Regions from separate parts of the Homo sapiens genome. Here region 1 is linked to region 2. A link is a loop called in an ENCODE intact Hi-C map of the cell type or tissue named here. Cell type or tissue: B cell. All regions are shown on one strand. Each heading gives the region's core, and the rest is flanking DNA. Links, peaks and the distances in the headings are about the cores only.

Region 1 (10,586 bases), core at 1,277-9,276, 460 kb after region 2:
AAAATGATAATACTAAATACTAAAATATGAAAAGTGATACTAAAAGTGGAGTCCTGGCACTAGTATTTTTTTTTTTGAGTCTTTAAATTTTATTTATTTATTTTTGAATTTTTTAAAATTATATGTTATGTTCTGGGATACATGTGCAGAACGTGCAGGTTTGTTACATAGGTATACAGGTCTGGCACTAGTATTTTGTTGCCACAAAATATCAAGCATGTATCCAAACTGCTCAAGACACATTAAAGACACAGGTAATCTGTAGGCATATTCAGGCTTGTAGTTTGCATTTTTTGGTTTTCTTGTGGCTTTCAGTGCAAGTTGAGGTAATTCATGGGAAACAGTCACCAAAGAAGTGCCAGTATTAGAAATCCAAGAGCCATTTCTCTAGCTTCTTCCAGAATCAAGACTTTAGAGGTAATTTCTATCAACACTGGACATTTCCTGTCTGCAATTAACAATGAACACATAGCATTATGTTTAATTGCAACCTGTTTAAAGCAGATTGGATGCTAAGGTTTAAGAACACTCTTCAGTCAAAAAGGTCTTTTAATCAGGTTTTTAATCTTGAGCACAATCTAGGACACAGCATCATAGACTAACTCATTCGAGAATAGGTGTTGTCATCTAATCCTAACCACCCCCACCACCAACAAGCTGAATAGCTCTGGGCTCAGTATATACATTTGTACTGGGCTCAGTACACACACCTAAGCTGGGTTCAGTATATGCCACTTTATAGTGAGAGGCATTTTGTAATGAGAGCTCTGGGTTCACTATATACATTTGTACTGGGCTCAGTACACACATCTAAGCTGGGTTCAGTATATGCCACTTTATAGTGAGGGCCATTTTGTAATGAGAGCTCTAAGGCTCTAAAATTCTGTGTTTCTGCTAGTTTCTTCCTCAAGATAAAACTGTGGAACTCATAGTGAATTCCCTCTCTTTGGGCAGTTTGAGCCAGGCCGCTATTTAATCACAACATCACAAGTCAGATTTTTCCTACCTAGTGTTGGCAGTGGAACACACCAGAACTGCTAAGGCCAAGGAAATCCCATTTTTTGAAGAGGCTTTCCTTTGTTAGCTTCTCTTTCTAGTAGTAAAGGTAAAAGAAAAATAGATGTTAAAGATATAAATATCTTAGGGGGTTTTTATTGGTATAAATATTTGTACACAAAAAGAATATGTAATGTAAACTGGATATGTATTTTTTACATTTTACTTAACCTGAATTTTACACAATCTTTGCTTGAATGCTCCAACAATGAAAGGAGAAAATATGTATTTAAACAATTTTTAAGTATTTATTCTTTATTCAGGACACTTGAGTTTCATTCAAGCTATAGTTTTAAAATGTAAAAATGCTGAGAAATTAAAAGCAGTCAAATGCTTTTGTCTGAGTCTTTGTTCAAGGAAGTATCTTAGACAACTTTGCCTTAAAAGTTCTTGAGGCAAATGAAAACCAGTTTTTCAGAATTAGAAAGACCACAATTAACTTAGTATCCTATAACTTTGGTGTTTTAAAAAGTAATTCTCAAAGGGGTGAGTCAAGTCAGAAAGAGAACTGTGTGTGTAAATTGTCAGGTTTTGACGTTTGTTTCCAGCCATTTCCAGAGAGAAAACTTCATTTTTATTCTTCTCAGCAGCACATTTCAAAGGAAAATTGTACAATTCTTATATTCACAATATCACAGCTAAAATTATCTAGTATAAAGACTCTACGATTTACATCGTAAGATTCAGAAAGAGCACATTTTGAGTTTGAAAACAAATGAAGTGATATGTGCTACGTCAATTTTTTTAAAAAAACCTCATATACTTGATCAGGCCTTATTAAATTGTCAACTTAAGTTTCTAATGCAACTTCCTGTGTTGACATAAATACAGAAAAAACAATACCATTTGAAGAGTGCCTCCCCAGGGTTCCAGAGCCTGGAACAATTTAATAAAACAATTAAGTACTGTGTTATTGGGGGTGGGGGGGGGGGAGGAATGAGCTTTTAAAACCAAACCAAAACAAAACCAAACCTCTCCAGACTGAGAATCTTTGAGTTTTGAACATGTGATTGGAAATCCAGAGGTAGCCTGCCTGTCATTTTGAGATCCTTGATAAGTAACCTTGCACAGCCTCAAGAGACTCATGGGCACGGCACTTTTACTGGAGAGCTCTCTTTTCAGCAACACGTGCAAAAGTGGTAAGGTTCCATTATTAAGACATTGCCAGCGATTAAAACATGGAAATCTGACAAGTTTTAACAGCAATCGAAGTGTATTCTTTTCAAGTGTGTGGTTTTGAGAAAAAGCAGTGGAGTCTGGAGTCTGCAGGTCCCGTCGGGCACATCAAGAGGATGTGCTTCCTTTAGGAAGGCAGGAAAGGCAAAGAGAGTGTCTCCACTTTAAAAAACATGGCCTTACCTCATATTGCAAAATTAAAGTGACAAATCCTGGAGAAAATCTCAGAGCACGCATTACAACCAGTCCCGCCATTAGTCAACTAAGACAAACTGAAAGTAAACGGAGCCTTGTCCGAGTCTATCCGCGACCCTGGGCCCCTCCAGGCAGTGGGAAAACCGGGCGGACACTTCCGGGCCTGCACAAAGGGAACCAGGACCGAGCCCTGGAGACTAGCTGGGGCTTTGCGTGGCAGAAAGTTTCGAGGCTTCCGGCCCAGACTTTCAGGAGACTTGCATCCATTTAGGAGACTCTCTGTCTCCACCAGCCTCTAAATTCTGAATGGGAATAAACTCAATCGGCTCTCCACCCCCCTGCCCGCCCGGGTTTGGCGCCAGGGCGCCCTCCCGGCAGAGGCCCGAGCGCAGCGTGAACCGCCAGCCCGGCTGGGGCGCCCTACACTCGGCACTGCAGTCCCCGCCTCCCGCCGCAGCCCAAGGGGGCAGGCCTCGGAGCCACCCAGCTGGGCCACCCGGGAACTGGCTGAGTCCGCAGAGCAAAGGGGCGGCGGCGGCGCCGAAAGCTGGAGCGCGCTGCGAGCCAGCGGCCACCGCACCGCCGGGAAGCGACGCCCACCTGTTTGCTCAGATATTGCCATTTCCAGGCCATGACACCTGCACCCTGAATGGTGACTAGCCTTCTCACCCGAGGCAAGGCCGAGCCCCGGGGCACACATCCTCGGGTTGACTACGTGGCCAGAGGGTCAGCGGCCCAGACCTCCAGCTGCGTGCAGAGCAGCGAGCCCAAGGCGCGCTCGCTTGGCTGTGGTGCCTGAGGCTGGGGCTGCTGCAGCTCCCCGAGGCCCGCTCCAGGAAAAGACATCCGAGCCTCTCCACCTAGCCACTCAGGGACCTTTACGTACAAATGTAGGACACTTGCCTCTCTGGTGGGGAAAATGTTGGAGAGGGTGCTGCCATTGGGTGCGCGCCTGGTCAGCGAACTTAATCTAGCGAGTTTGGGATGGGGAAGTAGGATGGAGAGGAGAGCGAAATTTCACTCCCTCTAATTTAGCAGGAGGAAGTCCATGATCGAGGATTCCTGGCTTTTCGGACTTGAGATTCAAAGAACAAGTCCCAGGCGCATGGGCTTAGCGAACGAGACTGAGACGTTAAAGTAGCGCGCTAGGAGTTGGGAAGGGAGGAAAGAAAAGACAGAAGACGGGAAACGAGAAGAAGAATCGCAGAGGTGGAGTGGAGTTATGCCCAGTCCAGAGTAAACTTTATTCTAACCTAGAGGCTGTCTTGATTTCTAAGATGTAGAGACACCCTATGCCGTGCTTCTAAACCAGTGTCCCGGGCAAACGGTCAACGCCGCCAAGAGATGTCGCGAAACGCTGAGTTATTAGGCTCTTGCTTAGCAGTGCTGTTGGACTTGTTCTTAAGTTGGCTAATTCGAATGCAGAGCGGTTTGAGACGTTTAGCTTTGCATACCTAGGGCTGAGACACGCCCTGTTTTTCAAAAGGGGGACTGATAAAGCCGGGGTCTCAAGTTTTTCACAAGGCCAAAGATGAGGAGTGGCTGCAGTTTAGAAAGTCAATCCCAAAACTCTGCTACAGATCGAGGCAGACTTTCCCTAAATGGTTCCCAAATCTGGGTTTTACTCCCAGATATTCTGATTTCTTTGTTGTGTTGAGCCGCTCAGGCATCGCGACTTTACAACCCTCCAGCTGACTCTAATACACAGCAAAGTTTGAAGGTCACTGCCCTAAGTCACCCATTACCCCCAGGAAAGGTTTTTTGGAGAAGGAGCAAGGACCTTCTTCCATTTAGCTCTTGGCGATTGTGCCAGCTTTGGAACTAGCTCCCCAGTCATTGAAAAGTACAATCCCTCACCTTACAGGTTTTTTGTTTGTTTGTTTGTTTTTTGCACAGTGACACAGCAAAACATTGACTCTCCACTGGCATCAGACATACAGGAATTATGAAGGATGAAACCATCTCCCCCAGGCCTTCAATAAGTGCAAGTGGTAAGTTAGCATTGAGAATTCTGCCTGCCATGTACAAGGTAAACTGGTAGCTCTTTCAGCCACCCTGACTCAGGATATCCCATTAGGAACCAAAGTACTCTCTCAGGGCTAGTGATTGCAGACTTTTCAAGCTGGTGTTAAAGAAACTGAGAGTCTCAAATTCAGGCTGGATCACACACACCTGCATCCAGACTCCCCCCAAAATGGATCTGCTACATTAGGAATGGCTGCAGAAGAAGCCTCGCTGGTGTCTAGAATGTCCAGGAGTGGCGCTGGGGAACTGGGGGGATGGTATTGGATGTCCAGGATCGCTCATATACAAACCTAAAACCTGGTTATATTAAGTGGTGAATTACTGATAACAAGACTAGCAAAATAGCCCCTTTTCAGCAGACATGGAGGGGAGGATAGTTCTCTTGACCTTTCCTAAAGGTAACTCCAGAGGCAGAGGCACCACATAGGACCACCCCCACCCCATCCCCGCCAGGCACCCAGCTGTGCTTGGATTTGGCTGCCTAAAGCGTTTATCACCTCACTCTACACAAGGCAGGACCTGGAAAGAGATAACCCCCTGGTGGCTGGGTCGGGTCAGGATCACTTATAACTTCCTAGGCTTTCATCCTCTCTCTCTTATTTCTGCACCATTTATTTGCAGTGAGAACTGCTTGACGCTTCTTTAACGTCCATCTCTCCAAGAACAAGTGCATAACATGGGAGGGGGGAGGCAAGGGATTGGAGGGAGCAAAACCACTGGTCAGGAATTCCCTGCACACTCCAGATGCTGAGATGCGAAAGGGGACCTTACAGTCTTCAAGAACTGGCTTTTTCACTCCCCCCACCCCCAACACTTTTTGCTGATCTATTTTGGGGGCCCTTGGGAGTATCTTCGAAGGCGCTAGGAAAGTAAACATTGGAGCGGGGTCTGCAGATGTGCCTATTCCAAAGATCCAAGAGAGCCATTCTGCACTCTTGCCAGCCCTGGACGGGCATCCCTGTCACACCCCAGCTTCACAGCTCATGGTACTCTCGGTCTTTCCAGGCCGGTTGGGACACCACGCGTTCCAGCGATTTACTCTGCAGAAGAGTTGGGAGAATCCCCCTTTCCTCCATCCCCCCTCCCCCAACACACACACACACACACACACACACACACACACACACACACAGCAGTTCTCCACAAGGGTTTCCCTCCAGGGCAGATTACTTTATGACAGGGTGTGATAAGTGGTGATTTTGTTCCTCTTTTGATGGCAGGATTGCTTTGTAAACAGAAGTGCAAACTCGTTCCGATAGTGGTTCCGCACCAGTGCTCGGCAGCCGCCCTGGCACAGCGGGCAGTAGAGACAGCTGCTGCACCTGTCGCCTAAGGCCGAGAGGGCCGGGAGGCCGCTCCTGGAGGGGGCGCACTGACCGGTGATGCGCTCCTCCAGTCTCCAGGGCATCTTTAGCTTCTCGGCCTCTGGGCTTCCCAGCTTGCTGCACACCTCGGGCCTGTACCCACTGCTGTCAGTTGAAAGCGTGCATTCTGGAAAGCCACAGTGGGACATCCCTAATGCACACCCTTCCTTCTTCACCTTCTCCCTGGACACCTTTGCTAAGAGATTTGGCTAATTTCTTCTCCTGTGGTTGCTGGTAATTCTCCTGGTAATTCCTTTGCCCTAATCCAATTGGAGAGTCATGCCACTCAGTTTCCCTCACCTTTTCCTTTGAGTAGCCCAATTCTCCTTCTTCCTGGCCCTGACCCTGAGGGCAAGTTTACCACGCCAAGGGGGACCAAGAAGGAAACAAAGTTTAAATTAGGTTTGCTCTGCCAAGGGCAGGGAATAGCAGCCACTGTGGGAGACAGGGGAAGAGGAAAGACGTGAAGCCAGAGGTCACTCCACCTGCCCAGGGATCTTCAACTCCCCAGCGGAAAAGCAAAGCCGAGGTCATCACCCGAATGAACCCATTGCTCAGACTTGGGTCCAGATATCCAAGTTCATTTAGAGAACGTTGGGTGAAATCGCTAGGGGTATGGTGCCTGATGGTAAGTGAAGGAGTGGAGTGAAAATGAGGCTCAAGCAGGGCTTAACCCTAACTCAGAGATTACTCCCTCAGAAACTTTGGGGCTGATGGCGCTGGGAGGAGGGTTGTTGGCGGAGAATGGGTTCCACCGCAGTTTCTGACACCACAGGCCTCAGAGAGCCTGAGCTCAGCATTACCTGAAGCTGGGAGCTCCGCTCAACCCAACACCAGGTCATCCCGCCCCTCACCGCAGCTCAGGCTTCCCTCATTGAGTGGGGCACAGAAAAGTTTGCGACACGGCTCAGTGTCCCAGGCCCTGTTAGCTAGTGAACCTGCTTCGTGGTGGCAGCGCCAGGAGTGGCTGCGGAACTCCCGCGGCTCTCCCTCTCCTATCCCAGGGGGAGAAGCGGGGTGCCGCGGGTCTCTGTTTCAAAAGAGACCCGAGGCCGCACTTTCCGAGGCCTCTTGGGAACGGAGGTGGGTCGCCAAGTGCAGTTAGTGGCCTTGGGCCTGCCCGCACTGAGAGCAGCTGGCTCTCCGGAATGGTTGTCTGGAACCCGGAGAGCGGATGAAGCTGGGAGGCATCCCCCATCCCCCGCCAATCGTGGCACCCCCGAGGTGCCACGGGGCGCAGTCTCGCTGGTGCGGAGCTGCGGAGGAGGTCGGGGTGGGGAAAGGCTCTGAGCGGTGCAGCAGGTGTTTGAGGAGCCAGGGAAGGACGCAAATCTGGCAGGACTGGGGTTCTGAGGAGGAAATCGCGGGAGGTGCAGATGACCAGCTCCTGGCTGCTGCGTGTCTAAGAAGGGCAATGCAGTTTACATCATCTTAAATTGAACAGGTCTTGGGCGCTGTGAACTCATCTTGGACGTGGGGCGGTGTAGACCGTCCTGGACAAGGCTCAGCAGCCTTTCTTGAGAGCGCATTGTTGGCCAGGCGCTGTGCTAAGCGTTTTGCGCACATTCTCCTATTGAATTCCCACCAATTAGCCACTTTACAAACCAGGAAACAGGAGTTCAGACAAGGTCGGTAACTTCCCCAGGATCACACAGCCCCTACATGTATATATCGGAGCTGAATGCAGACCCCAAGTGACCTCACTGCAAAGCTAAATTCTAGCTCCCGCATTTCACCTCCCTCCGCCTCTCTCCCACATCATCCGCCCGCTAGGATGTGCACAGATGCCGACGGTCCTCTCTCCTAAGGCCTGGCTGGGGTGCTTCGCTTCCAGCTCACCCTGTCCATTCCCACCCAACCCTATGCGGCGCCTTAGCTTCGCGCTTAACCCCGCTCTCAGCTCTGCCTCCCGCTCTCCGCACGCTCAGGTCCCCCACCCCAAAAGTACTGAGGGTGGAGACGGCGCTCCCTACGCCCCACCCTGGCCCTGGGACACGTCTGCCAGCCCCTCCTAGGCTCGGCCCGGCCCGTCCGGCTGGGCCCGAGGTCGCCTCCAGCCAGAGTTTCCTCCGAGCTGGCGAGGCGAAGCGGTGGCAGGCTGAAACCGCCGCTCACTTTTAAGAGAGCACAGCGACCCCCGCCTGAATCCCGGAGAGCTGCAGGTGCGCCCTTCGTGCGTGTCTTCCACTCTGAAAAGTTAGTCACCGCCCTATTTCCACCGTCTGGAAAAAGCCAGGGAAGATGCACTTAGGAGTTAAAAACTTCATCTAATTTATTTAAATTCTCAGCAAAACAAAACAAACCAAAAAAACTACCCACAGAAACCCCCAGCCTTGACCAAGATTCTAAGGCAGGTCCCAGAAAGTTTTAAATCAACTAAAGGATGGGCATTGGGATGAAAGTCCTGTAGCCCAGGGATGAATAAAATGCGGAACCGATAAGGGGACTCCAGGGAGAGGCACCTCCACCCCACCCCTGGGAAGGCCGAGAGGTGCAAAGCCGCCTGGACAGGGCCCAGGGGTCGGAGGCTCTCGGGCACGGTTAGAAAGGGGAGGTTTTGGTGCCTGGGGGACAGGTCTCTGCTCCACAGCGTGGAGCTGACCTTTTACACATATTTGCCTGACATGTCAGAGAAGACGATTTAAAACTGGTTCTTTGTTCGTCTCCAAGTCCCGGCGACAGCAGCCCGGGAGGGTAACTGGGCCTGGCCCAGGCGTCCCAGGCCTAGACCCAGGACAATTCGATCTCATAGCCGCGGAATGGGACTGGCACCGTCTCTGGGAGAGTGTGGCCCGAGGCCAATCTCCTCACCCTCACCTCCCTCCTGGCCAGGTGCGGCTCCGGGAGCCCCAAATCCCGTGGCTTCTTTTAAAGCTCCCCTCTAATTAGAAGCAGCGGTGAAATCACTTCAGTGATTTTATCTGTCATGGGAAAGCAAACCCTAAACCAAACCTCAGTTGCCCATCCCAGAGCCACCAACGCCCCCATTCTTCCTTTAAAAAGTTCTAAATGGAAAAGATAAAGCGCTGGAAGCCATAGAGGAGTGGGAGAGGGGAAGGGAACTGTGAAAGTAGGAAGAAGGGGGTGGACCTTTGTACAGAAGTGCTAAGTCTGAGTGTGTAAGAGAGAGTGTGTGTGAGTGTGTGTATGTATGTGTAGAGTTTCTCTCTTTCTCTCTACGATGGGAGGAGACTAAACCTAGAAGCCAGAAGTGACACAGAATCATGAACGTCTTCACCTATTGAGCAACAGTTTCATGTGGAATCTAACGCTGAAGTGGCCCCGGGGTTGGCAGAGTCAGATCCGCTAAGGCCAGCCGTGCCCTGCACCTCGTGGGCGGGTGGGGAGGCGGGGACGGCGACCTGTCCCCACTGTGTCCAGGTGCGCGGGGATCATGGGGTCTGGACGCTTCTAGCAGTCTAGCCCTTCCCCAACCCCCGACCCCCACCCGGGAGTGGAGACTCCCCCAGTTCGAAAGTTCCGAGGGGAGGCTAGCCATGGGTCGAGCTTGTCGATGCCCCACCACTGGAGTGCGAAAACACACTCACACTCGCATCGCACCCAGCACATCCAGCAGTCAGTCAGCTTCGGTTCCCGGGCCAGGGACTGACCGGGAAAGCGGGTTGGGGCTGTTGGGAAAAGCTGGAGCTGATGGCAAGATTGCCGCGGCTATAAATCCATCACTTCCCAGGTCAGCTCTGTGCGGCGCTGGGACTGCAGCTGGCGGAGTGAATTCCTGGGCCAGCGCGCATGCGTCGGCAGGTAGCAACCCAGCTCTTTATGACCAGGTGAGATGTTGGTGAGCAGGTAAAAAAGGAGGATTTGCCTAAGCGATTCCAGGGAGCTGGCCCGACCGAGCCCTCCAGCCCATGCCCGGCGGGGACCAGTCGCCAGGAGCGCAGAGCCGCGATGTCCATACTTGCCAAAATGGGGGACTGGCAGGTACGGGGGGTTTGCCTTGGCTGGGGTTGAGGTGGGCAGGGGTGGAGTAGGGGAGGGGGCCGGAGCGGGGAGGAGGAGAGGAAGCGCCGTGGCCCAGGGCAGGGGAGTCGTAGGTGAGGCGCGCCTGGCAGCGCCCAGGAGAGCTCCCAGGAGACAGCGAAGACAGGAAAAACGGGCGCAGGCAGCGACTGCGGTGCTGGGCGCAAAGCGCGCAGCCCGCGGGGCCCGGCGCCGGGGAAGTCCGGCGCACGCTCCACAGGTGGCCTGGTGGGTCACTTGTGGTTTGTGCTGTGGCCGTTTCCCCCACCCCCCTCCCACCTCAAGTAGAAACTTGGGAGGATGACTAATTCGGAAGGGGGGAGGGAGAAGGCCTGGGGTTGTGGTGCGCGGCGGTGAAGGTTTTCAGCCTGCTGCGCCTGCGGCCTCGCCCTAGACCCCAGGGTTGAGTGTTGGACAGGTTCTGGTGCACCTGTCTCTCTTGGTACCCCCAGATTTCGGGAGATCTAGGATGTGTGAAGAATGGAAAGGGGTCCAGATGGCTGGGTCGCGGAGGCAGCGTGTTTCTGTAGGAGATACAAAGTTTGCCCGAAGTTTAGCTAGCAACTCACTCCACTTCCTGAAATGGGTTTTTGCCGCCTGGGCTACGGATGAGGGAGTGTGAGAATGGTGGGTGAGGAGGCAGGGGGGTGGTGAATTTGCCAAAACCAACGCCTGTGGAACTTGGCCCTGCTAGGCCGCGGACACCACAAGGCATCCAAGGCTTGGCTCCTGTCCTTCCTGAGCCCCGGATTCCGACCCTGGCCAAGGAAGCATTTGTCCAGCTCTCTC
Region 2 (10,586 bases), core at 1,450-9,449:
GAGATTGCTCAGCTGAAATTCACTCCCTTTTACCTGCTTAAAACTCTGCCATTACCAGGCGCAGGGCTCACGCCTGTAATCCCAGCACTTTAGGAGGCCAAGGCAAGAGGATCGCTTAAGCCCAGAAGTTTGACATCAGCCTGGGCAATATATTGAGACCCAGTCTCTACAAAAAATGAAAAACTAGCCAGGTGTGGTGGTTCATGGCTGTAGTCACAGCTACTCAGAAGGCTGAGGCAGGAGGATCACTTGAGCCCAGGAGGTCAAGGCTGCAGTAAGCCATGATTGTACCACTGCACTCCAGCTGGGGTAACAGAGTGAGATCCCGTTAAAACAAAACAAAACTTTGCCATGGCTTCCTCTGCATTAAAAATAAACCCAAAATCCTTTGCTTTAGTCCGCAGAACGTGGCATGATCTGATCTCTGACAGTCTGACCTCCTTGCTAATGAGTCCTAGGATAAGTCAAGCTCTTCCTTGCCTCGGGGCCTTTGAACTGGCTGTTCTAGGCCTGGGCTACTTCACCCCACCACTTTCCACATGGCTGGTTCCACTCAGATCACAGCTTAAGCATCACTTTTTCAGGTAGATCTTCCAGGACCACCTTATCTTACGTAGACCAGGTGCCTCCTCAACATTCCCAATTATTCCCCATCTCATTACCCTGTTCTTTTTCTTCCTGCTTCTTTGGCTCTCTGCCAGTCTATAAGCTCCATAAAGGCAGACGTTGTTTCTAGTTTGTTCAGTATCATCTATCTGCATTTAGGGCACAAGATATCTGCACAGGGCACAAGATAGTTTAGACTAGGATATTGGTAAGATAGCTAATGGTAAATTGACTAGATATAGTAATAAATTGGACATGAGAGATTAGGGAAGGAGAAGTAAAGATTTCTCTGCTTCTGATTTGAGCAACTGGAGGAACAAGTTTGCTAATGACCCAGGGAACACAGAACTAGAAAGAATACATACACTCATATACACATACACACACACACACACACACACACACACACACACACACACACACACACACAGAGAGAGATTATAAAAGAAACTTGATCTTTACCCAGAAAGCATCATCCTGGGCCTTCCCAGTCCTGTCTTCCTTAATAGGCTGCAAAGCATCTTTGTTTTTCTGTGTGGAATAAAAACATGTTTTTAAACAATTTTTATTTCAAAGAAATGCATTTCAAGTTTTAAACACAAAGCAAAAAAAAAAAAAAAAAAAATTAAAGGTTTGTATTGTTTTCCTGAACAGAAATTTTTGTTTGCTCATATTATAGGTCTAAGTAAAATAGTACTTAGAAAAAAGAGAAAAACTTTATCCAACCTTCTTTAGCATGGTCTAAGACAAATACAGTACAAACTATCAGAAGAAGCAAAGCAAACATCATTTGAATAAATAATCACACAAAATAAACAAACTCTATAATGATGATTATAAAGTAGAAGTAAAAAGGCTTTGAACTAATAAACCATTTTCAGAATGAGAGCTTGTAAAATAAAGTTAAATAAAAGTGTCTTTAAGGCATCATAGTACCTGACTTCAAAATATACTACAAAGTTATAGGAACAAAACAGCATGGTACTGGCATAAAAACAGACACATATGTAGACCAATGGAACAGAATAGATAAACCCAAAATAAATCTACTTTTTTATAGCCAACTGATTTTTGACAAAGGTGTCAAGAACATTCATGGGGAAAAGACAGTCTCTTCAATAACTGGTGCTGGGAAAACTGGATATTTATATGTGGAAGAATGAAACCAGATCCCATGTCTCACCATATACAAAAATCAACTCAAAATAAACTAAAAGCTTACACTTAAGATCCCAAACTACTAGAATAAAATATAGGGGAAACACTTTAGGACATTGGTCTGGGCAAAGATTTTATGGAGAAAACCTCAAAATCACAGGCAATGAAAGCAAAAATAGACAAATGAAATTATACAGACCAAAAAGCTTCTTACAGAAAGGGAAATAATAGAGTGAAGAGACAACCAGCAGAATGGGAGAATATATTTGCAAACTATGCATCCAACAAGCCATTAATATCTAGAATATACAGGGAACTCAAACACCTCAACAGCAAAATAACCAATCCAATTAAAAATGGGTAAATAAGCTAAATAGACATCTCTCCAAAGAAGACATACAAATGACCAACAGGTATATGAAAAAATACTCAACATCACTAATCATTGGAAAATGCAAATCAAAACCAAAATGAGATATTATCTTACCCCAGTTAGAATGGCCATTATCAAGACAAAAAACAACAAATGCTGGCAAGGATATGGAAAAAGAGGAACTCTTGTACACTGTTGGTAGGAATGTAAATTAGTATAGACAATATGGAAAACAGTATGGAGGTTCCTCAAAAAACTATCATAAATCCAGCAATTCCACTCCTGGAGATATATCCAAAAGAAAAGAAATCAGTATGTCAAAGGCATATCTGCACTCCCATGTTTACTGCAGCGCTATTCATAATAGCCAAGATATGGAATCAACTTAAGTGTCCATCAGTGGATGAATGGATAAAGAAAATGTGGTATATTCACACAGTGGAATACTTTTCAGCCAGAAAAAAGAACAAAATCCTGTCATTCATGGTAACATGCATGAGCCTGAAGGACATTATGCTAAATGAAATAAGCGGGGCACAGACAGACACACTGCATGTTCTTGATCACATGTAGAGGCTAAAAAAGCTGATCTCGGCCGGGTGCGGTGGCTCATGCCTGTAATCCCAGCACTTTGGGTGGCCGAGGTGGGTGGATCACCTGAGGTCAGGAGTTGGAGACCAGCCTGGCCAACATGACAAAACCCTGTCTCTACTAAAAATAGAAAATTATCCGGGCAGGGTGGCGCATGCCTGTAATCCCAGCTACGGGGGAGGCTGAAGCAAGAGAATCGCTTGAACCCGGGACGCGGAGGTTGCAATGAGCTAAGGTTGCACTATTGCACTCCAGCTGGGGAAGCAAGAGTGAAACTCCATCTCAAAAAAAAAAAAAAAAAAAAAGGCTGATCTCATAGAAGTAGAGAGAATAGTGGTCACTAGAAAAGAGGAAGTGAGATAGGCAGAGGTTAGTTAATGAACACAAAATTACAGCTAGCTGGAAGGAGTAAGTTCTAGAGTAAGATAGTACTGCAAGGTGACTATAATGTACAACTTATTGTATATTTTCAAATAGCTATACGAGTAGATTTTGAACATTCCCAACACAAAGAAATAAATATTTGAGGTGATGGATATGCATAATTACCCTGATTTGATCATTACACACTGTATACACATATGGAAATATCACACTACACCCAATTAACATGTGCAATTACTATGTGTCAATTAATATATGTGTCAATTAAAAATAAATGATAAAGGCAAAGAAAAAGAACCATTGTGTTAGTGGATAATTGAGTAGAGGCAAAAGTGAGATAGGAGGAACAGCTAAAGCTACAATTAAAATTGGGTGTTAGGCCAGGCGCAGTGGCTCACGCCTGTAATCCCAGCACTTTGGGAGGCCAAGGCGGGCATATCATGAGGTCAGGAGTTCGAGACCAGCCTGTCCAATATGGTGAAACCCGTCTCTACTAAAAAATACAAAAATTAGCTGGGCGCAGTGGCACGTGACTGTAGACCCAGCTACTCGTGAGGCTGAGGAAGGAGAATCACTCGAACCCAGGAGGTGGAGGTTGCAGTGAGCCGAGATCCAGCCACTGCGCTCCAGCCTGGGTGACAGAGTGAGACTCCGTATCAAAAAAAAAAGGGTGTTAATTCATAGCATAAACTGACATCAAATAAACACTATGCTACGTATCTATAATTTCTAAGTTTTGTCAACAAATTCTGAATTAGTGGGAAATACTTCCCATCCCAAAGAAAATATTCCCGGGAGCCTTTATGTTAAGCTTCTTTACCTCTTTTCTCTATAGACACGGCCCTATCTCTCCTTCAGTTCAATTCGTATGCAGAGATGCTCTGCTTATTTTTATTTCTACCTCCTTTCAACCTTCTCTGGCCTTGGTGGTCAGTACTTTGCAAATTCCAAAGAAATGCTTCCTGTTTCTGGAATTTCTGGAGCCACTCTAGTACACAGAAAGGTATCCCCCTTCTGTGAAGATCATGTGGCAGCTTTTGTGGGTAGGAACCTGACAGGAAAATCAGAAAGTGGGATGGTTTAGGCAGAAAAGATCGTTAGATTCTCTGAGATTCAGTCTCCTCATTTAAAAAACATGATGATAGCCGGGCGCTGTGGCTCACGCCTGTAATCCCAGCACTTTGGGAGGCCGAAGCGGGCAGATCATGAGGTCAAGAGACAGAGACCATCCTGGCCAACATGGTGAAACCCCGTCTCTACTAGAAATACAAAAATTACCCTGGCGTGGTGGCGCGCGCCTGTAGTCTCAGCTACTCGGGAGGCTGAGGTAGGAGAATCGCTTGAACCCGGGAGGCAGAGGTTGCAGTGAGCCAAGATCACGCCACTGCACTCCAGCCTGGGCGACAGAATGAGACTCCGTCTCAAAAAAAAAAAAAAAAAAAAAAAAAAAAAAAAAAAAAAAAAAAAAAAAGATGGTAACACCTATATGGAAGGATTGGAGTGAGGACTGACTGACAGAATGTCTGTAATGTTCTTAGCATAGTGCCTGGGCACATAAAAATGGCTCAGTGAATGGCAGCTTTCAATGTAACAGGGATGGAGAGGGTGAGGAGGTTATGCTTAAGTGCTCTGAATTTAAGCGTAGCTTGATGTTAGAAAGGTTTCTGTCCCAAATCTGTTTCCCCATGGCTGGGAAGATGGCGCCAGATGACAGATGGATTTTATGGAGAACAAGAGTGAGTTCCTGGATCTAGGCAAGCAGTTACCCCTGGCTATCAGAATCACCTGGCGTCCTCACTAACAAACTAACAAACTACCGGCCCACCGTAGACCAATTACATCAGAATTTCTACCACCAGGAACCCAGGCAGAAGAATGTTAGAAACACGCCCCAGGTGGTTTTTGTTTGTTGTTTTTGGCGTCCCTGGGTGGGCTCAAACTTCATGTGTTTTTTTTTATTATTTATTGATAAGTAATAATTGTAGCTTTATCTTAGGGGCTGTCCTTTGTCGTTCGGTTAAATGAAGTCCCAGCACTTGGGGTTGCTTAACACTTCTGCACTTTCTACGCAGCAAGGTGGAAAGAGGGCTGGAAAACCGGCTAGGAAAATACGCAAAGCAACTAGAAAAGAACTATCTCATTGCTTTCCGAACACGAATTCTCCGGTTCCCCTTTCCCTGAGCGCTATTTAGCTAGGGATCCGAGGTTTCTATTCTGCCTGGTCTCCCCGCAGGCTGCCAATACACTCCGAGCAAACCCAAGGAGGTGGCGGGGGACTATGCCCAGCACCCGGTCTCTGAGCGAACACCTCAAGGCGGCAGAACCTGAGCCCCAGGGACCCCGCGCCCTCGCGCGCCCTAGCACTGTGGACAGAAGGTCCGGGCCCTTCGGGGGTCACTCACCGCTTGCATAACGAGGCTTCTTCGTTCCTGAAGCGACGCGCCGCTCAGCTTTGTTGCGCTCGGTCGGCCCTCTCCTGCTTCCCCGCCCAAGAGCCCCGCCCGCTGGGGGCGCTGCCGAAAGAGCCCTGGTGGCGGACCGCTCTTCGAGTCGAGTCTTCTTCCGCAACTGTAATTGACGAATCCGCCCCCTGAAGTTTACTAGAGCTCTGTGTTTTGAGACTCAAGAAGCGCGTGCAAGTAACTAGCGCACACAGGCCAAACCACCTGGGCGCACGCACTCACCCTTTAAGAGAAAGCCAGCACTCAAAGGATGTGAACTACGTCATTTAAACGTTCCTTATTTGCGAAATTCCAAACAGATAGGCGTTCGCTTTGTGGTAGCTGTTCCAAGTTTTTGCCCCGCCTTAAAAAGCCAGAGGGGCGGCCAGGCGCGGTGGCTCACGCCTGTAATCCCAGCACTTTGGGTGGCCGAGGCTGGTGGATCACTTGAGGTCAGGAGTTCAAGACCAGTCTGGTCAACATGGTGAAACCTTGTCTCTACTAAAAATACAAAAAATTAGCCGGGCGCGGTGCACGTGCCTGTAATCCTAGCTGTTGGGGAGGCTGAGGCAGGAGAATCACTTGAACCCGGGAGGCGGAGGTTGCAGTGAGCGGAGATCTCGCCACTGCACTCCAGCCTGGGGGACAGAGTGAGACTCCGTCTCAAAAAAAAAACAGCCAGAGGAGCAGTTTTTGGTCCATTGATGTGTGCAGACAGAAGCCGAACCCTTTCCTATGGTAACCAGACTTGTACCCGATATTATTAATACATTCCTGATTTCACACACACACAAAGTGTGTTTGGTGGTTGTTTTTTAAGTACCGTGGTGGGGAGGAAGGGGAATTTTTTTTTTTAATCAAAGCAAATAGTTTTGTTTTTGTTTTTGTTTTTTTGTTTCTTTGTTTGCCTATTTCCTTTAACCTGACAAGTATGCGTACCAATGGCTAGGCTGATTCGGATAGGTGGCCAGTTGTGTGAACACGGTGGCAAAATTAAATTGGACTAGAGTTTTCCACAAAAAACAAAAAAAAGACCCCTCCAATCCAAACATCCTTTGTGTAAAAATCAACTTGTATTATAACTAGACCTGTGAGTATTTCAAGTCATAATATGTACGGAAGATATTTGTCTACACCAAAGCAAAACATAACAAAACCAGAACCCCTGTTAGCCCAGGACTTGCACACATTTCTAGTCCGTTCAAAACAATGTTTATGTCAAAGCCTGTCATATCAATTTCCTGGAAAGTATAATGTAAACATTCTTACATTAATTTACCTATTTTAATCTAAACCAAGGAAATTCAAACGCAAGTTTTTTTCCTTTTCAATGAATGGACTTTTGTAATATTAAACTAGTAATCAAGACAGGAACAGCTGTGAGTATAAGCTATTGTGAGTCAATACAAATATAATACCAGGGCAAGAAAGAAACAATGAATAATAAGAAGCAATAAACAAAATACTACAGTTTAAATGAATTTTAAGAGAATATTTAAAAATTAGAGTTTTCATAATATTAGATAGAAAACTTAATCATCTATTATTTTCAGGCTTTGGGGGAAAACATGTCCTTCCAAAGTCTATGGTGCAATGCATTCAAATCTTTAAGAGAAATTAAAAATAACAGAATAGGCAAAATACCTTTTATCTGGTTTTTTTTTTACTTTGATTAGCTTCTTTTACTAACATGTTTTGTCTTAATATAATTTATGGCAACTTGAAATGCATACTCTAATTCTTCTCAAACTAAATATAGTAGAGGCTCTATGACATTTCTTTGGATACCAGAATCCCTTTAGAAATTAATTGATTTGCCTTTTACATAAAAAAGTTTTATTTATTTATGTTTTTGACGGGTCAGGTCTCTCTAGGAACATTCCAAAAGCACAGAGACAAGAACTATTCTAGCACTGCAATAAGACCAAAAATTAATTTCTATGCATTTTCAGAGGTAACTTTAAATCACCATTTTAAAGTTATTTTTAGAACATTTGAAAGGATAAGTTATCTTAGACTACAACATTTAATGAAATACTATAATTAAAATGGATAATCAATAAATTTTCATTCAATTTTGGAAGACAAAACAACACGAAAAGCAACTGAATCAACAGGAGTTTCGGGGACCTTTGGCAGACAGTTAATAAGATGAAAAATCTGTGAATGAAACTCGTGGGTGAAGAGTAGACAGATCTCTTCGTTCCCAGCTAGACCTCAGTGGCGACCATTTGAGAGTGATTTTAATCAGAAACCTTGACTGACAGGACCTTTTAGGAGGGGAGAACTTCGGGAGAAAGGAGGCTGGGAATGAACAAATCACTTTCTTCTGCTAGGACCCTTCGGCTTTGACTGGGAGGAGGACCCCAGCTAGAAGATAAAGGAGGAAAAAATCGCGAGGAACTGCTCGAAGTTGGCCTTTCTTCCCAACAGAGTTCGCTGGTCCGCTGCCACTGGCAGGCTTCTCTGACCGACTGGGATACTTTTTCTTTCTTCTTTCCTTTTCTTTTTTTTTTCTTTTTCTTTTCTTTCTCCTTCCTTGCTTCCTTCCTCTCTCTCTCTCTCTTTCTTTCTGTCTTTCTTTCCTTCCTTTTTTTTTTTTTTTTTTTTGAGACAGGGTCTCGTTCTGTCGCCCAGGCTCGGCGCTATCTCAGGTTACTGCAACCACTGCCTCCTGGATTCAAGCGATCCTCCCGCCTCAGCCTCCCAAGTAGCTGGGACTACAGGCACACGCCACCATGCCCGGCTTTTTTTTTTTTTTTTTTTTTCGAAGAGACAGGGTTTCGCCATGTTGCCCAGTCTGGTCTTGCACTCCTGGGCTCAAGCGATCCTCCCGTCTCGGCCTCCCAAAGTGCTGGGATTACAGGCATGAGCCACTGCGCCCAATCGCGGGATGGACTTTTCTAAGCAAGCCTCACTGTGCCTTTGGCGCGGGAAGTAAAAGGACAGGGAGCGTGGACCACCCTTAGCTTCCTGATGTGGTTTCGCTCTTCCTTTATCCGCCTTTTGCCAACCGAAGGCACTAATCCTGCAAGAGGCGTTGGCATGGGCGCCCTCCTGGCCGAGTCCCGGGCAGCACCCGTCCGTGCGCTCAGCACGGGCTTTGCGGTGCCAAGGCCTAGGGTGCGTCGCTTCCCGGGTCTGGAGGGTCATGGATTCGGTTCATCCTCCTCTATCAAGGGATCTGCCGTGAGGAGTTGGCTCCTCTTCTCTGGCTGGGGCTGGGAATGGAAGCGTGCAGCTGCAAAACAAGGACGCGGGCAATAAATTCCAGAAGCCCTTTCCCCTGGCCGCCAAGAATCCGGCCTTGGGGTAGTCAAAGAGTGACTTTAGTCACTTCAATCGGTTTTGTTTTGTTTTGTTTGTTTTTTGTTTTTTGTTTTTTTTATATATATATATACTGAGGGTCTCCATGTGCCGGAGTAGCCCTGGGCGAGTCGGCTGCTCAGATGATGAAGGTTTCGTCCCAGCCCCGGAGAACCCACATTGTCCTGCGCACCTCCGCACCACCGCGATTCTCTAGTCCTCCAAAGCCTCCCAAGACTGTAATGGAGTAAATTCAATTTCGTCGTGATATTTCCAAGACTATATCAGTGAAGTTTTTTTTTAAGAGTTGTGGGCCGGGCGCGGTGGCTCACGCCTTTAATCCCAGCACTTTGAGAGGCCGAGACAGGAGGATCACGAAGTCAAAAAATCGAGACCATCCTGGCCAACTTGGTAAAACCCTGTCTCTACTAACAATACAAAATTAGCTGGTCGCGATGGCGCGCCTGTAGTTCCAGCTACTCGGGAGGCTGAGGCAGGAGAATCGTTTGAACCTGGGAGGCGGAGGTTGCAGTGAGCCGAGATTGCGCCACTGCACTCCAGCCGGGAAGACAGAGTGAGACTCCGTCTCAAAAAAAAAAAAAAAAAAAAAGATTTGTGTTCGGGTGGGTGGCAACTGAGAGCTCGCCGAACCACAACCTCTTATTTAACAGATAAACAGATAAGGAAGCTGAGACCCAGAGGGAGCCAAAGCAGTGGAGAAAGCGAGTTCTTTGGGACTTTTCCCCTCTCCCCTTTCCCTCCTTCCCCAGGCTCCCACCTACCCCAGGCTCCCACCTACCCCGGGCTCATTTCCGCCCCCCACCTCCTCCAGGTTCACTTTGTAGGACTCCGTTCCTGCAGGGCCAGGTCCCTCCGAAGTCCCCGGGAGCGTGAAGGCGCCTGGGCTCGCGAGCATACGCGGAGGCTTGGCGCACCCTGGCACGTCCCAAACAGCAGAGCCAAGACTGCGAGACACTCACAATAGTTAGGGGAAGAGCCGGCAGTGGAGGCCCAAAATGGGCTGACCCCTAACTAGGAGGCGTGGGCGCGGTTATTCAGGCTAGGGCGCACGCGGACGGCAGAGGGGCCCACGCACGGTTCCCATGCTCTCCTGGAATTGAGTGTTGGCTCTCAGGGGACTTTGCTGGAAAGCCTCCATCTAAGCCCCTTTCCGAAATCAGGGAAGCTGGACGCGTTTAGAAAAAAGAAAAAAAATAGGCCGGTCGCGGTTGCTCACGCCTGTAATCCCAGCACTTTGGGAGGCCCAGGCGGGCAGATCGTCAGGAGTTCAAGACCAGCTTGGTCAGGGTTTCGCATGGCTAAAACCTGTCTCTACTAAAAATACAAAAATTAGCCAGGGTGGTGGCACGGACCTGTATTCCCAGCTACTCGGGAGGTTGAGGCAGGAGAATCGCTTGAACCTGGGAGGCAGAGGTTGCAGTTAGCTGAGATGGCGCCACTGCACTCTAGCCTGGGCAACAGAGTGAGACAAAAAAGAAGAAAAGAAAAGAAGAAAATAATAAGGTTTTAAACTTAAAGGATACATTCCTACTTACCCTCTCCACCCCCACCCTCTGGCTGCAGTTTCCATTTGCTTCCAGGGCTGAGTTTAACCTCCACCTCCGTTCCTGGGACTGTGGTGGAGGGGGCGACCGGCCCCTGGAGCGTGGGCGCTAGCGAGGTAGGCGAGACAGGGCGGAGCCCCCCGGAGGTATATCTTTATAAAG

Evidence for each region. A loop is a pair of places that touch in the nucleus more often than their neighbours do. Peaks named below come from ENCODE experiments on the same cell type or tissue, not always from the same donor. Only the 100,000 strongest peaks of a DNase experiment are listed, where the experiment ranks them.
Region 1: it touches region 2 in a loop (8-fold over the local background); 2 of 110 quality-filtered maps call a loop at or near these places.

Annotation. Positions count from the first base shown.
Region 1 is chr6:10,418,590-10,429,175 of GRCh38, reverse strand. It overlaps LINC00518 (long intergenic non-protein coding RNA 518), which reads left to right. Exons shown (of 3, transcript NR_027793.1): 3 at 1-1,391. It overlaps LOC107986564 (a long non-coding RNA gene), which reads right to left and starts at 2,748. Exons shown (of 2, transcript XR_001743960.1): 1 at 2,416-2,748; 2 at 895-1,093. It also overlaps a transcript of TFAP2A not described here. RefSeq lists a silencer at 2,763-3,032 and an enhancer at 9,611-10,268. In B cell, for the core only: no CTCF peak of the experiment used is centred there; DNase peaks (open chromatin) are centred at 3,265, 5,725, 7,375, 8,977 and 2 weaker places; H3K4me3 peaks cover 1,307 bases; H3K27me3 peaks cover 7,420 bases.
Region 2 is chr6:10,882,064-10,892,649 of GRCh38, reverse strand. SYCP2L (synaptonemal complex protein 2 like) reads right to left here and starts at 5,598. Exons shown (of 30, transcript NM_001040274.3): 1 at 5,515-5,598; 2 at 1,069-1,137. The coding sequence starts at 5,523. RefSeq lists an enhancer at 5,663-6,431 and a silencer at 10,420-10,586. In B cell, for the core only: a CTCF peak has its summit at 5,589 (motif pointing right); DNase peaks (open chromatin) are centred at 3,079, 5,659, 8,525 and 9,084; H3K4me3 peaks cover 1,453 bases; H3K27me3 peaks cover 4,380 bases.